Regions from separate parts of the Homo sapiens genome. Here region 1 is linked to region 2. A link is a loop called in an ENCODE intact Hi-C map of the cell type or tissue named here. Cell type or tissue: ascending aorta. All regions are shown on one strand.

The links. Peaks named below come from ENCODE experiments on the same cell type or tissue, not always from the same donor. Only the 100,000 strongest peaks of a DNase experiment are listed, where the experiment ranks them.
Region 1: a loop joins it to region 2, with 3 times the contacts of the local background. A loop is called at or near these places in 3 of 110 quality-filtered maps.

The regions. Positions count from the first base shown.
Region 1 is chr10:43,961,836-43,969,835 of GRCh38, forward strand. All of the region lies in intron 4 of LINC00841 (long intergenic non-protein coding RNA 841), which reads left to right. Among named protein-coding and RNA genes, the nearest start is that of LINC02659, 53 kb to the left of the region's middle. In ascending aorta, no CTCF peak of the experiment used is centred here; DNase peaks (open chromatin) are centred at 2,456, 3,426 and 4,096; H3K27ac peaks cover 4,188 bases.
Region 2 is chr10:43,685,969-43,693,968 of GRCh38, forward strand. It overlaps LOC124902417 (a long non-coding RNA gene), which reads left to right and starts at 4,212. Exons shown (of 2, transcript XR_007062133.1): 1 at 4,212-6,518; 2 at 7,116-8,000. RefSeq lists a silencer at 4,197-4,296. In ascending aorta, CTCF peaks have their summits at 4,251 (motif pointing right), 4,450, 4,700 and 5,653; DNase peaks (open chromatin) are centred at 3,761, 4,263, 4,667 and 5,677; H3K4me3 peaks cover 1,518 bases; H3K27ac peaks cover 1,263 bases.

The DNA of each region.
Region 1 (8,000 bases), 280 kb after region 2:
CCCCAGGTCGTGTGGCTGAGAACATGTGACTGTACTGGATTTGAGAGTCCAGGTCCCTAACTGCTTTGCTGCACCTTCTCAATTAGAAATAACCTGCAGAGGTTCCAGAACAGAGAGCTTGGCTGAGGCAGAGAGGCGTACTCTGAAGGTTCGGATCTCGTGTTCTTCACTCCAGGCCAGGGACCATCGTGCCCCAGACACAGTGAGGCTGGGCTCTGGAATAGGTCTAGACTGGGTCTGGATCCAGCTCTGTGGAGGGACAGGGTACCTCTGGGCTTGTTGTTCATGCCCTCAATGCGTTGGTGTCTTCATCTGTAGAATGGGGTCTTTATGACATTTAAGGGAGACACTTCATGTGCAGGGCTCAGCACGAAATCTGGGCTTGCGGCGAGACGGAAAAGGAGAATGGGGAGGAGGAGGAAAGGCAATCGTGGCTGCGGGTGTTGGCAGGGCAGGGGGCAGAGTCTGTCTGTCCTCTTGAAATTGCTCCCATTTCTGTGGTCCTAAGAATGTTCAAAGAAAGAAAAATAAGTATTTGCAGACAGGCCCTCAGGAATCTGCTCCCCATGACTTTCTAGTGGCTGCCCTGTCTTTCAGCGCCTTTGGAGCCTGGTGCCCAATTGCTGCTTCTCCTTCACTCTTCCCCTTCTGCCCGCCCTTGCCATCTCTGGGATTGTGGGCTGGCCACTCAGCTGGGTGCCAGGGCTGGTGCTTGGGTTTGTGTGGGGGCCCCAGCACCAGTACTGCACAAATGCAGCCGGGCAACAAGTACTCTGTCCCCTCTCCTGCAGCTCCGCTGAGTGTTATACCCCAGCCCAGGACCATCAGAGGGTGGGACCCTCTGGACCACTCCCTTAAGAGTGACCTGCTGGCTATGGGACATCGGGGCCAGGCCTACCTTCCCGCAAAGTCACAGGGATGTTTCCCACAACTGAGAGGGTTTGGAGCTCTTCCACCCAGCAATCCCTTTGACCTGGAAACCAGGGGGAGAGATTTATGGATCTCCAAGTTAATGAAGCTCAAACACCAGCTGCCTGGGCTTCAGTGGAAGGCATGGCCCTTCGTTCACTTTCTCCATAGCTCTGCCGCTTTCACAGCCAGAGCCAAGATGACCAAATTCCTTACATAACCACAACACTAATTCATCATGTGTGTTTATAATAATGAACACACTTCAAGGCCATTGACAGAAAGCAGCCTCCTGATGGTTGAGTCTCCCTGGTCATGCAGTGCAAAAGCCCATCAGCCAAGCCTCGAGATCCGGGTGAGATGTGACTTATCTTGGGAATGGCTGGCTTTGAAAAATACACACAGAGTGACCCACGGCAGACCCTTAAGCCCTGTTTGCAAGCCCTCATGTATTCTCTGCCTCATTAAAAATGTTGTTTAAAATTGCCGAGGGATAATTAAACAGGCCTGTGGTTGATTTACGGAGGACAAACAGAGCTATGAATGCACAGAAATATTGTGTTGTGGGGGAGGCAATTTATGAAGATAAGGCTAACTGTTGACCAGAGGTTGGCCACAGAAGTGATGTGTCTTGATGATGCTTCAAGTCCACAGAGGCCCAAAGTGTCCAGGTATTACATGTTGACTGCCTGGCCCACATTTTGAGTTTAGTAGCTTTTTAATCTCAATACCCCAACTAACAAATGAAATGAAAGATTGTTGCCCATGCCGCTACCCCACACTCACAGACACATGTTTGGAATTTGAAGTGGAAAACAGGGTGTCTGACTGTGATACTGATGTTGGAGTGGCCCCCACTTCTCAGCACCCAGCCTTGCCTGGCAGCATGGTTGACAATCCCCCAGGTGGTTTTTATGGCAAGTTATAAATCAGAGGGTGTGGGTGCGACTCAGGCACATCTGGGTCCTCATTCTGGGAGTTCTTTGGAGTAGGATGGGGAAGGACATTGTCATTCTCTCTTTGTGTTGATGCTCTTAGTAAGCAAACAAAACACAGAATGTAGCCGAGGCTGCCTTCATAGAGGAGAACCATCCTAGAAGGCAGAGAACATGAGACTTATGAGCCCGTGACCTTCCCTGCCTGGCCAAGCTCCCTGCTGATCCAGGAGCAGCTTCGGTCCATGCCTGGAGTCCTGATGCAGGCCCTGCATCCTGGCAGCTCCTGGAGCTTCCAGCAGCTGAGCCTGGGGCTAGTGTTTTGGGGCCACAGTCTCTGTCCTGTTTGGTCCAGTCCCTCAGTGGTCGGTGGTCACAGGGACACCTACTTCCAGCCACTTTAAAAGATTTGGTCTCCACTGTGTCTGAGAAAGGCTCCTTCTACCCTGAGAGCTGTGTCCTGGAAGCCAGCCTGCACCAGGGCCCTCCTGGACACCTTTGTGCATTTACCCATCACTCCCTTTTGGCCACCTCTTGTCTTCTCAGCTCTGCCCTGAGCATATTTCCATCCCTAACGCCTCCAAACCTGTGACCCACCCCGCAACCACGTGCAGAGTTCCACACTGGAGCCCTGGGACCCGAGTCCTCTGTGCTTGGGCGTGAGGCCAAGCTTCACTTCCTCTGCCTGTGCACTCAGGGTTGCGTACCCTGAGTGCCCCAATAACTTCCAAGGGAAAAAAATTAAATCGAGCTCTAGAAATGACCACAGGTTGCATAGCGTTCATGACACATTTTCCCTGCAGGGTCCTATCTTGAAGGTGCTCCCAATATCATCAGGGTGACCGTGAGAAAATGGCCTGATCCTGGCTTCCTTTGTTGGCTCAAGTCTACCCACTCTTCTGTTCACCACCTTAGAAACTCTGCCCTCCTCAGAAACCCACGCTTCTGCTTCTGTCTTTCTGAATGTCCCTCTGTCCATCTCCAACAACATCCCCACATGTCCCAATTAATGAAACTGCCCTCCTCAGCGTTAGGCTATCACCTTTCCTTCTGTCAGAAACCGCCTCAGAATCTGAGTAACTCTTCCGGGCTCTGAACTCAAAGCTATCCCCAAATCACCACCAAACCTCCCTTTGTTCTAAGGAAGGAAACATTTCACCAGCCTGGTTTGAGTTACTGTGTGTACTTGGAAATATTTGAAATACTCAAAATACTCTTTCCTATAGAATTAAGTTGATTTAAACTGTCCTTGTCTTCAATTTGTCTGAATTGGTAAATTTATTGGATGGGAAAGTTAAAATCAATGACTATGTTTTACACATCCCCCACAACCAAGAAACCCAAATCTTGAAATAAAGTAAATGGTTACTTTATTCTATTTAAGTGTCCCCCAGACTTAAGGTAATCACATACTTGAGGCTTTTACATTTCTGTCTTATTTGTCAGTAATTCTAACCCAAGAGCCATTAAAAAAGTGGAACTTATTGTTTAGCTTGGAAGGGAAAGCTCCTCCTGTTCCGCAAATCACCGAGGCACCTCCCGTCCCGTCTACCGTGTCCCGAGCCTTTACAGCCAGGACCGGGAAAAGTCAGTTTCCTTTTTACATAAATAGGAAAGTCGTACCGCTGTGCATGTGACCCCAGAGACTGGCCTCTGCAGTGCACTCCAATCTGGTAAAAATGTCACTTCTCCCTCTCTCTAAGTTAAAGCATGTGGATGATCCGAACAACACAAGAATAAGCTAGAATGTGAAGCAGAGTCAATCTTATCAGTTAATAAAGTCAAGTTGTTGATTCAGAGAAGATTGGCCCTGAGAGGATTTCAGGAGCAGCAGTGTCATCAGAGCCGAGGCTTCATTTGTGGTTGTTACCACAAACTCTTGGCTGAACCCAGAGGTGGACAAGATTTGGGTATGTCTGCAGGGAAGGAAGCAGTGGTGGTGGAGAGGTATTTATGGGTTTTAAGATTTAAATAAAAGAAAAAACCACATTGTCATCTGAAAGAAGATAAATGGCAAATTGTTGAAGCGACAGGCCCCTAGGGACTAATTACTCTTCCGCAGTAATTCAGGAACTTCACCAGTGACTTACATTGACTTAACATGTCAAATGTCAGTTCTGTGTTATGAAATAAAAATACATGTTCTTTTAGTGTAAACAATACAGAAATGTTCTCAGATGTCCCAAGTTGTTAGTCATGTGGGACAGATTCAGTGCCCTATGATGCATGTCCACGGCTCTGTGCCTGAGGTTACAAAGTGTAACAGGGCAGCTTTATAGTTAAAATCCAAGTAGACACCTTGTTCATCTGGGGGCTGAGGAGCACCCACACCACCCCTCGGAGACATTCATGTTGCACCTTCAGAATGCAAGAGTGATCATGAATAAGTGTTCCTGACACTCCATTCTCCAATCTTCATTCTACTTTGGTTTTGGGGAGGTTGTTGCAGGACATTGATGGGGAGACCGCTGGCCAGCTGTGCCCCTGGTAGGGTTTCAGCCAGTAGCAGGGTGGCAAAGCTTACAGCACTGCGCTACATGGTGTGAGCTGCTTTGGTTTCTCATGGGGTATCACCACAGGTCAAATACAATGTGTCTGCAAACCAGGCCGAGAAGCTGGTGCACAGCTCACACGCTACACATGCTAACTCAATTGAAATAGGCTTTCAGCAACAGGTGCACACTAGTGCTTATTCTACACGAGGCTCCATGCAGGTCATAGAGGGCTAAGGTTCTGTGTTCCGTAGAGCAGGCCCTGTCTTGCTGCTTCTTCTCTGTGGCTTGGCTCAAGGTCTAACAGTTTACAGAAACCCAATCACTGTTGGTTGGCTTGAAGACAGGATCTCTGCCTACAAACTTTTCATAGTTTAGGAGAAAAATCCTATTAATCATCCAAGGTTCAACCAAGAAGAGAGGTCACTCTAAGTATTTATAACAGAGGACTCTCATTGCCCAGGTTATAGGAAGACTTTGAGGCCAGAGCACAGTGACATTGGAGGGAGCCGCAACCCTCCCTGGGTTGAAGGAACTAAGGAGGTAAGTAGTGCTATGGGGCCCAGGTACGAGGTTCACCCTTTGGAAGCTGGCGTCTTGGCTTCCCTGGCAGGAGCTGGACCCTCAGGGAAGTCTGCTGGAGATAGTGCTTAGGTGTGGGGAAAATGGTGATGGAGAAATACCCTGGCTTCCCCCTTCTTACCCCTCTTTTTAGCACCTCTCTCTGGGGTGAATCCCACCAGAAACCAATTGGCACATGAGCCAGGAATGACAGTCTAACAGGCTCAATCCTTCCTTCCCTGAAGCCCATCCCCATAATGCAGAGAGGGAAAGGGCTTGGACTGGCTCTGAGGGCAGACAGGTTCAGGATTGGCACATCTTCCATTGGACAGCATCCCACAGCCTAGGAATAAATTTCCTTTATGTATTTCATTCTCAAAATCCCCACAAAGACCCCGTGAATGGTGCATTTTTACCTCATTTTATGTATGAGAAATGTAAGACCCAGAAGCTTCTGATAAATGACTATAAACTCCCCAGCTAGTGCCCGGCTCAGCAGTACTCACGGTGGGTCTGTAACCCCCATTTCCCTCTTACCCTTGCTCTACGTAAACCTCGAAAGGCTATTTTTCTTCTAAGGACTTATGGGGAGATCTTTCTGCTCATGAAGGTTTTGCATTTTAGATTATTGTTCAAATTGTCTATTTCCCTTTTGATCTCCTGTCTAGTTGTTCTCTCCATGATTCCAAGTGTGGCGTTGATGTTGCCAAGTATTTGTATTGGTCTATTTTTCTCATTATTTATATCAGTTCTGCCCCATGTATTTTGGGGGCTCTGTTAGAAACATATGTTTATAATTGTTATATCTTCTTCACGAGTTGATTCTATTGTTATTATAAAGTGTCCCTGCTTATCTCTGATAACTATTTTTGTTTGAAAGTTTATTTTGTCTGATGTCAGTATGGCCACTCCAGTGTTCTTACAATTGTTTGCATGATTATTTCTTTTCCATTCTTTTACTTTCAGCCCATTTATATCTTTGAATCTAAAGTGTGTCTCCTGTAGCAAACATATAGTTGGATCTTGTTTTTCTTATCCTGTCTGATCTGATAATCTCTGTCTTTTGTGTTGCTTAATCCATTAATATTTAATGTTAATATCCATAGGTTTGGATTTATGTCAGCCATTTTACTTTCTTCTTTATGTCTCATGTCTTTTTTTTGGTCAAGTTTGGCATATAAAGCTGTATATTACAAAACTGGGGTTTTGGAATGCAAAATTTAATAGCATAAAGTATTATTTTGCTTTCTTTCTTTTGTGCGTGAATCTCTTCCAAGGTCTTCTCTAGGAGGAACTCAAACACCTCTTCTCCACCTTGCAAGTCCTGCTGAGTTGCTCTGGGAAGGGGTTAGGAAGGGAGGTAGGGATTCACATGCTTCTGGTAGAAGAGATGAGTTGCAAATAGGGAAATGCCCAGTAGCCCCTCAGCCACCACTCCTCCTTACCTGCATCTCTTCAGATCATTCTCTTCAAGTCATTTCAGGTGCATGAAGACATTGGTATCTGAATGGCCAAGAAATTCTCTTCAGACTTGCCCATCACTGTTCATGGGGACCAGAGGGCAGTTCTCTGTGGATCACAGTCAGTCTAAAGCACCTTCCCCTAAAGCTACCAACATTGAGGCATCAGCCAAGGCTTCCCCACCATGTGCTTTAGTCCACCCCGTGAAAGCCACAGGCTTGTGGCAAATGATAATAGGGAAGCTGATTTGGCAAAGTGGAAAACATGATATTATCAAGTGAATAAAGCAAACTACTAAATTCTACTCCTTGCTGGGACCACCAGGAATAACTAAGAATGCCTGTGGACAGGATTGAGGGGCGGCATGGGTCAGACAATTTTTTTGTCGTAGTTCAGTGGTGATGTGCCTACTGCTTCTCTTTTGTTACATGTCCTTCATTAGTGTCATAATTCTTTTTGGTTTTTGATGTAAGAATCAATTAAAAAAAGAAAAGACAAATTAAGGAAGGGCTGATGGAAAGAAGAGGTGGGGAGGGAAAGAGGTAGAGAGGGAGAGAAGACAAAGAAAGGGAGGTTCGATTTCATTTGGGCTGTAGGAAAAAGCTAATCCCCTCAAGTTTTAAGCCAGCTATAGTTGATGAGTAATAAAGGGAGGTCCAAACCTCATTTATGTTTTAATATTGACTTTGTGTAGTAAAAAGCAGGGAAAAATAGAGTGTCATGGGGAGTTCAAGACCTAAAACGGAGCATCTGAAACATAACCTAAAAAAAGGATACTGTGATTCCAATCCAAGGACTTTAATTTCATACAAGGGAATAGGAAACTGCATGGCCTGTAAAACGTTTTTTACGTTTGGTTATTTGCTCTGAGGAAGGAAGCCGAGGCTCATCTCTGCACCCCGTCCCCTCTGAGCTCTGCAGCGGACGCTGCTGCCGCCGCGCCTGCTCTGCCCGCTGCCCGTGACTCTCCGCAAGGCCTGTGCACTGCCTGTCACAGTCTCCTCTCCTATGATCGCTGCCCTCCCTTGGCTCCCATATCCTCTCTGTCGGAACCTCTGTCCTCTTAGGCCCCATGACCTGTTCTCACCTGATTCCCAAAACCAGCTGAGATGTTTCCAACTCCCTGGAGCCTTCCTGATCTCTGGACCTCATTTTAAAAGAGAAGCTGAATTCCCCACAGTTGTGTTTCTGAAGCTCTCAGACTCTCTCTTCCTAGGAGAAATCATCACCTGTTAGGTTGCGTCCTGGATACCTGTTGGGTGGTTTATGTCAGGTCATCTTAGCTGAGCTGGCCGTTATTCCTCAGAATTGTCTTCTCTGAATAGTTCCAAGGCAGCCTGAAACACATGTTGTGACGCAGAAGGCTGCAGCATGGGAGCAGCCTGACCACTCATAGGTCCGTGCAGGCCGTGTGCCTGACCCCCTGGCTCACCTGGTCAGCGTGGGGCAACTGCTGGTGGCCACTTTCGGGTCCTGCTGTGGCCCCCGCTCTGGCCTCTCCTACTAGAGATCAAAGCAGTTTCAGTTGGTCCTTGCGGGTCCTGTGCAGCCGCGGGGGCCACTTGGTCTTTCTTCCTACACTTGACATCTGTCATCCTCCTTGAATGCTTGCCCTGTCTTACAGGCTCTGGGCCACAGCCTC
Region 2 (8,000 bases):
AAGGCCCAGCACGGCAGGTCTCAGATGTGCTCGCCCTCTGTTTTTCTCGCTCCCCACTGGTGAGTGAGCTGTGGTCTCAGGGACGCCCCTTAGCAGCTGCTTGACCACGGGCAGGTCTTCACTTCTCTGCAGTTCAGTTCCCTCCTCTCAAAACTGGCAAAACAATAGTAACTACTTGATTGGGGTGATATGAGCTAACTAAATGAGTTAATTTCTATAAAGTCCTGACAACAATATTGGCATACAGCAAATGTCAGGATGATTTTAGCTCTTCTTGTTATAATTACAGATCTGACTGAATAAATCTAAAGTCCAGAGGCTGGAGGAACAGGTGGGTCAGGAAGCAGTTATGGGAGAATAAAGGAAAAGATTTCCGGAACTCTTTCAGAGCACACACAGAACAGCAGGCCACAGCTTTTCCCGGGGCTCAGCTTGGCCCCCTGTTAGCCGAGGCGGGTGCACCCCGAGGACCCCATGTGGTTGATCACCTACTTCCCTTCTGAGAGGGCCTTGTTCTGCTGGTCAGCCTCTTAGCTGAACACCCTGAAGGAAAGGTGTAAGGTATAAGGCTCACTCATCTCTCAGTGGGGAGGCCTTTCCTTCAACTCAAATAATTACATGTGGATGCCTCTAGGGGAGCCTCAACATCCGGTTGATAGAATCCCACCAGCTCCATGGCAGTTAATCAAATTCACAAATGTGGATGGGCCACAGAAGACGTCCAGGTGGGTCAGCAAGCCAGCAGTGCTTAGAACCACAAAATACCCTGACCCAAATAGTTACTATAGAAGGCAGAAACACGTTTACACAATTTCAGCCTGCATCTCAGAGGGCATTAAGGGGCCAGAACTTTGATTAAACACAAGTGTAGGCAATTATGAAAAAGCAGCAGTGGGAGAACAAGGGAGTGTTCTTAGAAATAGAAATGGTCCACAGTGGCCCAAATTAAAGCAAAACCCACTAGAGGCGGTGAGTCCCAAAATGGACTCTAAAATCTGAGGCAGGAAAGACTCCACCTGGAGAAATCCTTACGGAGCAGAGCAAGAGTAAAATGTGATGGAAATGGCAGGAAAGAGCGGAGAGAAGGCAGATATAGGATTCCCTCATGCATTTAGTGAGCAAAGATCCACTAGATCCTCCTCAATGGTCTTAGCAAGGGGCATCTAGCAGTGAAGAAAATCAGCTGGGCACGGTGGTGGCACGTGCCTGTCATCCCAGCTACTGGCGAAGCTGAGGTGGGAGGACTGCTTGAACCTGGGAGGTTGAAGCTGCTGCAGGCTATGATCACACCTGTGAAAAGCCACTGCACTTCAGTCTGGGCAACAGAGTGGGGCCCTGTCTCTTAAAAAAAAACCCCTGCTTGCTTGAAGCACATGTTTAGTGAGGGATGAAAGACAATAAGCAAGTCAGGACACATCGAATGAGAGAAAGCGGTCAGGGCTTTGGAAACCTAGAGTGAGGAAGAGGAAAAGAAGGGGTGGGGACGAGGGAGAGAGCTGCAGTCTTAAATAAGGTGGCCAGAAGGAGCCTGCTGTGCAGGGAGCTCTGAGCAGAGAGCTGAAGGCATCAGGGAGCAAGCGGGGAGACGTGGGGGCTGCATTCCAAGCAGGGGGTTGGTGCTGTGGAGACCCGGAGATGGTGGTGGCATTGCGGGGAGGGCTTGAGCTGGGGAGTTTGGGGGGCCACTGTGGGTGGAGAAGGGGAAGTGCTCAGCAGAGGAGGCCCATTTGGGACATCTTAGGACTCTGGGATGGAAAGCCATTGAGGGATTTTCAACAAAGAAGTGACATGACTTTCACTTAATGCTTTAACAAGACCATTCTGGCTGCTGTGTTGTGACTAGATTCCTGGAGGGGTCGGTAAGGGCAGAAGTAGGAAGAAGAGGGAGGACGCGACATGATTCTGGGAGTGACGGTGGTGGCGTGTCCTGGGCTGAGCGTGAGGGAGGTGACGAGAAGTGGCTGCTCTCTGGGTTTTCCTTGTAGGCAAGTCCAGCAGGATTTGCTGACAGTGGGTTTGGATGGAGGAGAAGCAGGGTAGTTGAAGACAAATGAGATTTGGATCTAAGCAACCGAAAGAAAGGCAAAGAAGTTCCCAGCGGACTGCTTTTGTTTGTTTGTTTGTTTTGTTTTTGAGAAGGAGTCTTGCTTTGTCGCCCAGGCTGGAGTGCAGTGGCACAATCTCGGCTCACTGCAACCTCCGCCTACTGGGTTCAAGCGATTCTCCTGCCTCATCCTCCCGAGTAGATGGGATTACAGGCACGCGCCACTAAGCCTAGCTAATTTTTGTATTTTTAGTAGAAATGGGGTTTCACCATGTTGGCGAGGATGGTCTCTATCTCTTGACCTTGTGATCTGCCTGCCTCGGCCTCCCAATGTGCTGGGATTACAGGCGTGAGCCCCCCCCGCACCCAGCCTGCGGACTATTTTTTTATGGGGGGGGGGGGGGAATCAGGAGTTTGCCCTTTGTGTTTTCAATTTAAGATTCGGCATTTGGGAGGAGCTGTCTGGTGGACTACAGGAAAGGCGAGTGTGGAGCTGGTGTGAGAAGCTGGCTGGGAGAGGGCTGTTCCTTGGTGACTCACGGGCGGAAAGGTGGCCTTTAAACAGTGAGGGTGGGTGAAGTCATCGGGGCAGGAGCGTGCCTCCAGAGGGCCAGGGACTGTGCCTGAAGCTGGGCTCTCCTGGGCTACAGGGGCTGCGAGGGAGGCTTGAGGGGCTGGGGAGCGAGGGGCAGGCTGAGACCCTCCTGTGGGAAAGCATTGCAAGCTGGGAATGTTTAGCGGTGGCCAGTACCTCAGAGTGCAGCAGGGCGAGGCGGAAAAGAGACTGACCATGTCTGAGTGGTTTTGGTGGAGTGCTGGGTAAAGGTGAATGTGTCAGGGTGTGAAGGAGAAATAGGAGCTGTGCGGAAACGGGTGCTGGGAAAGGGGGAGGTTGCTGGGGAAAGAGGTGTGGGGTCCTGAGGGGGCCTTTGAAAGGTAACGTGGAGAATTCCTACTGGATTTGGCCTTCACTGGAATACCCTAGAGGAGGGGGAAGTTGGAGGTGAGGGCGTGGCCGGTGGCTGAGTAGATGGCCTGGGGGGGCCTGGCCCAGAGAGCTCTTGGGAAGGTCTTAGGGCAGGACCAGGGGCCGCGGGGGCAGCAGATGGCACACGGGGGCGGGGTGTCGGAGGCGGCCTGTGCAGATCCCCTGACCCCCTGCCTTCTCAGGGCTACAGAAACAAGGCCGTCATACTTAGAGGTGCTGGGCGGCTGAGGAGTGGAGCGGGTGGGAGGTGCGGGGCTGCAGGGGGATTAGCTCCCAGCAGCCGTGGGTCCCCCTGAGGATGCCGGGGTCATAATGCACAAAGCCACCCTCTCCAAACACCTCCAGCTGCCCAGGCGAGGCGGCGCGCAGGCGGAGAGCAGGAGGGACGCGAGGGTGAGGGGCTGAGCCGGGGGCCAGGGCGTCTTCAAGGCAGCGCTTTAAGGAAAGGGCCATGGAGTTCCAGCTGGGGCAGGACAGGAGGAGCCGGGGACGGAGGTGAGATTAGTGGCCTGAAGCTCCCAGTGAGGCCAGGACTATGGGAGAGAGGGTACGGAGGGCATCAGGGTGCGGGGGGTGGTTAGGGGGTGAGGGCGTGCGACACAGCGTCAGAAAGCGGACGGAAGCTGGGGGTGAGCAGGACTCGGGTGCCGTGAGTGTCTTGGTGACCACTGTGAGCCGGCGAGGTCCACTGGGCCAGACCCTGGCCCGAGGTGGCCCCGGAGCTGTGAGCGGGAGGAAGAGGGAAGGGCGGAGTCTGGAGCCCTCACGCCTTCCGCCTTGTGCGCGGTGCAGGCTGCCGAGAGCCCGGCCGGGCAAGCCTTTCCGCCGTGGTCAGTGACTCGTTTGCACAAGGACTTTTTAGGGAAGAGAGAAGCCAGGCCTTCGCTGTGGGCCTAGCCCCTCAAACCGCAAGCTCTCCCCCTTGGGGTCCTCGTCGTGAACGCCCTTCTCGTCTCCCGCCGGGCTCACTCTTTCGCATTTTGCTGCGAAAGTTTACTGGAAATAGGTCCATTCACTGGTCGATTCAGAGGGACACTAGAAACGCGATGCCCATATCTAACACATCCTGGCCTTTTGAAGAGGGATAAAAAATAATACCCACTAGAGCCCCGTGCCTCCGGAGAGTGGGGCTTCGCATTTGCGCGTCCGAGGCCCGGCAGGGAGAGCTTCTGGGTCCTGGGGGCGCGCACATCCGGCGCGCGCTGTGTCGGGGAGCGGCGCTCTGGGCTGGGCCGGCAGAGGGCGCTGCGGGGCGGCCGTGGAACAAGCAGGGGAGAGCGTCAGGGGACCCAGCACAGCCTGCCTGCTGCGCCCTGCTGCCGGCCGCGCCCTCCTCCGTGCTGCGTTCTCCTGCTCGACGCTGCGTCCTCATCCAACACTGGCACCGCGCGCTCCTTCCAGGGTCGGAGGCCCACAGACCCCTCACGTTCGCTTCTGTCAGGAGTAGCGGCAGAATTTCGATAATTTATGTCTTTGATGGAGACTGGGAAGGTAGCCTGGCCGCTGCGCAGGAGAGCTGCGCGGGGTCCAGGAGGGGAGCGCGGAGTGGGAGCAGTCGACTCGGGCTGCGCAGTGCGTGTCGGCTGTCACGGGACACCGGTGAGGACCCTGCACCCAGAGTCGGGGGTCCAGGCTGTTGCTGGAACAGGAGGCAGCTCGGTGTCCACGGTTCCGCAGGGGGCCGCTGTCTGCTTGGATCTTTCATCAGGTCCCAGGCAGAGGGTGCGCTCTCTACTCAGCTTCACTCCTTGGGACAGAAGTGTGGCTGCTGATCCTGGAGTAGGGAAGGAGAAGGAAGCATTTGCATGATTAAAATATTTTTTTTTATCTTGGTAAAATACACATAACATGAAATGTACCATGTTAACCATTTTTAAGTACTATTTTAATGTACTATTCAGTGACATTAAGTTCATCGAACATTGGTGTGCAATCGTCACCACCATCCATTTACAGAAGTCTTTTCATCTTGAAAGTCTGAAACTTTGTATCTATTGAACAACAATTCCACATTTCCCCCTTCCCCCAGGCCCTGGCAACCACCATTCTACTTTGTCTCTAGGAATTGGACTACTCTAGGTATCTCATATAAGTCTAATGAAACAGCATCTGTCCTTTGTGACTGGCTTATTTCAGGTAGCATAATGACCTCAAGGTTCATCCATGTAGTAGCAAGTGTCAGAATGACCCTCCTTTTTAAGGCTGAATAATATTCCATTGCATGTCTATACCACAATTTGCTTATCTGTTCATCCATCGATGGACACTGGGTTTGGTTCTACCTCTTAGCTGTTGTGAACAATGCTACCATGAACACGGGCGTACAAATATCTGTTTGAAATCCTGCTTTCAGTTCTTTTGTATATATGCCTAGAAATGGAGTTGAGTTGCTGGATCAGATGGTAATCCTGTGTTGAATATTTTGAGGAACGCCATACTGTTTTCCATAGTGACAGTTGCATGATTTTTAAAAAGTGGCTTACTTTCAACACATTTTTTAAGGTAATATTTTGGACCAAATGGTTAATAAGACTGTGGTGACGAGGTGCAAGACTCTGGGAAGATGGCCAAAAGGCACTGTTCTTTTTCATTCTTGTTTTCTGTCCCCAGCCCATGCCCCTGCTGGCAGCCCTGGGCTTGCCATCCATCTGGAAGCTAGGAAGGGCTGAGTCACCCAGCATTCTGGGGCTGGGTGCACCCTTTCTATAGTGTCTTAGGAGGATGCAGAAGTAATGGCTACAGAGCAGCTGCTGAAGGAGGAGGAGGGCTCACGAACTGCTAGAATTTTAAAGGGCTGCAGCCCCTGAAGTCCTGGGCCCTGTTTTACAGATAAGGGAACAAAGACTGCTGCAAGGAGAAGCATGTGGAAGAAGACAGCTCTGAGGATGCAGAGCCCCAAAGGACGTGCTTGCCATTCCTGGAGAGGAATGGCATCAGGGACCCAGGCCACATGCAGTGCGGCCAGGGACAGAGCACCACCTGTGCGTGTGGACATTTCACATTTTTCCTCCATGGAAAAATGTAGGAAACCCTACAGCTTGGGTTTCCTCTGTTACTGAGGCTTCCTCTGTTACTGAGGCTAACTGGGACATTTGTCTATTTAGCATTTATCTACTATGTGTTGAAAGAGAGGCGGGTGGGGGAGAAGATTAGGAAGCCTTTAAACAAAGCTCCAAGTAGAGCTGTCTCGACATGATTCAAAACTGCATCCTTAGATGCTTGGTGGTATAAAGGTCTTGCCAATTCCCATTACAACACATATTGCAACATGCCTTTCTTCTCGTAAATGTCTTCTGAAGGTCACTCCAGCCCCTGCCAGTCCCTCTCCCCTTGACTTTCTGCCAGTGCCCAACTGTGAACCCGTAGAGCCATCTGCTCTCCCCTCCTGCTTACCTGCAACTGATGGCTGGCCAAGAAGATAGGAGAGTTATGCGATTGGTCAAGGACTGGTGTGAGGTCTCCTGCTGTGCTGCACATGGGGCTCGGGTGGGTATGCTCTCCTTCCTCAGGGAACGGCCATTCCACTGTTACCATGCTCCTCCATTCCCTCTCCCCACTGCCCCATCTCAGCCCCTGCTGGCATGCACATCTTTCCCTAGGTTAGAAGAAGATTCCTTCAGCTTCCTGGCCCCAAGCCGACAAATGCCCTTCCCTGCTGTTCTCAGGTCTCTGAATCAAAGGCGCTGTCCTCTCATCCAGGGATAATTTCTCCTTCTCCATCTTGACACCTTCACCTTTTTCCTCTTGGGTACTTTGTTCTTTCCTGTATTTAACTTCTTGCTTTCCCGAGTCCTCAATGTTTCCTTCTTTGACTCTTTCCCCCACAGATTATGAACATGCACAAGCTTAAAACACCAACAGCAACAAAAAAGAGAAAACAAAAATGCCCTCACTGCAAAGCCCGAGTGAGGCCTGTCTCATGCCATGGTTGAGCTTCTTTCTGGCAAGAGAAACTGGCCTATGTCGCTCCCCGTCCAGCCCCTCCGTTAGTCTCTGCAATCTGGCTGCGACTTCTCAAACTCCACCAAAACTGCTCTCCTGTAGGCAGGTGACAGTCACGCCTCTCACCCGTTCTCTTTCTAGAATCTGAAGGTGTGACCTTCCCATTCTTCTGTGACAAACCTGGTGCTGCCCAGCAGAGTGGAAAGAGCATGTTTTTTTTTGTGGTAAGTTCCAACGGCAGCTGCACCAGGTAAGAGCTGTGTGATTTTGGACTCATAACTTACCAGCTCTGAGACTTCTTTTTCTCATCTATAAAATGGGGAAGAGAGCAAGTAACTACACAGAAACTTTGGGAAGACTGAAGAGGCCTTGCCGATGAAGCACGTGGCACCCAGAAAGTGCTTTGATCCCCAGCTCACAGTGATAATGCTTGTGGGTCCGCATGTCCCTTGCTCTTACTTGCAATGTCTGTTCTTCATCAGTCTCTGCAACCACATCTTCTCTCTCTGCACCCACCTCTTATGTATTTTTACCCTACAAACTCTGTAGGAAATGTGTGCTCCACATGGCTCTGCTCTCTGCTAATTTAACAGATGCTCTTTCTGAGTAACTCACACTCCAGGGTTTTTTTTTTATTAATTAATTATTATTATCATTATTTTTACCACCAACCCTGCTCCTTGGTCTCCAGATGAACCTGCCTAACTCCTCACTGCCTAGCAGACAGCAGCTTTGGAATGTCCAGCAGACACAGTCAAGACTGAACTCACTTCCTTCCTGCAGCCTGCTCCTCCGGCCTCTTCCAAGTCTCCACTGGTGATACCACCTTCCGCTCCCTCACAGGGGGTCATGGTGAATGCCTCAGCTCCTTAACCCCCGTTATGGAAGGCCTTTGGAATTCACTCTCCTTTAATGGGTCTCATATTCCCCCCTTTCTTTATTTATATTGGTACTTCCTTAGTTTAATTCATCAAGATCTTGGCCTTTGAAGGAGTTATTTCCTTTCTGCACTGCCTTTCTTTTGTC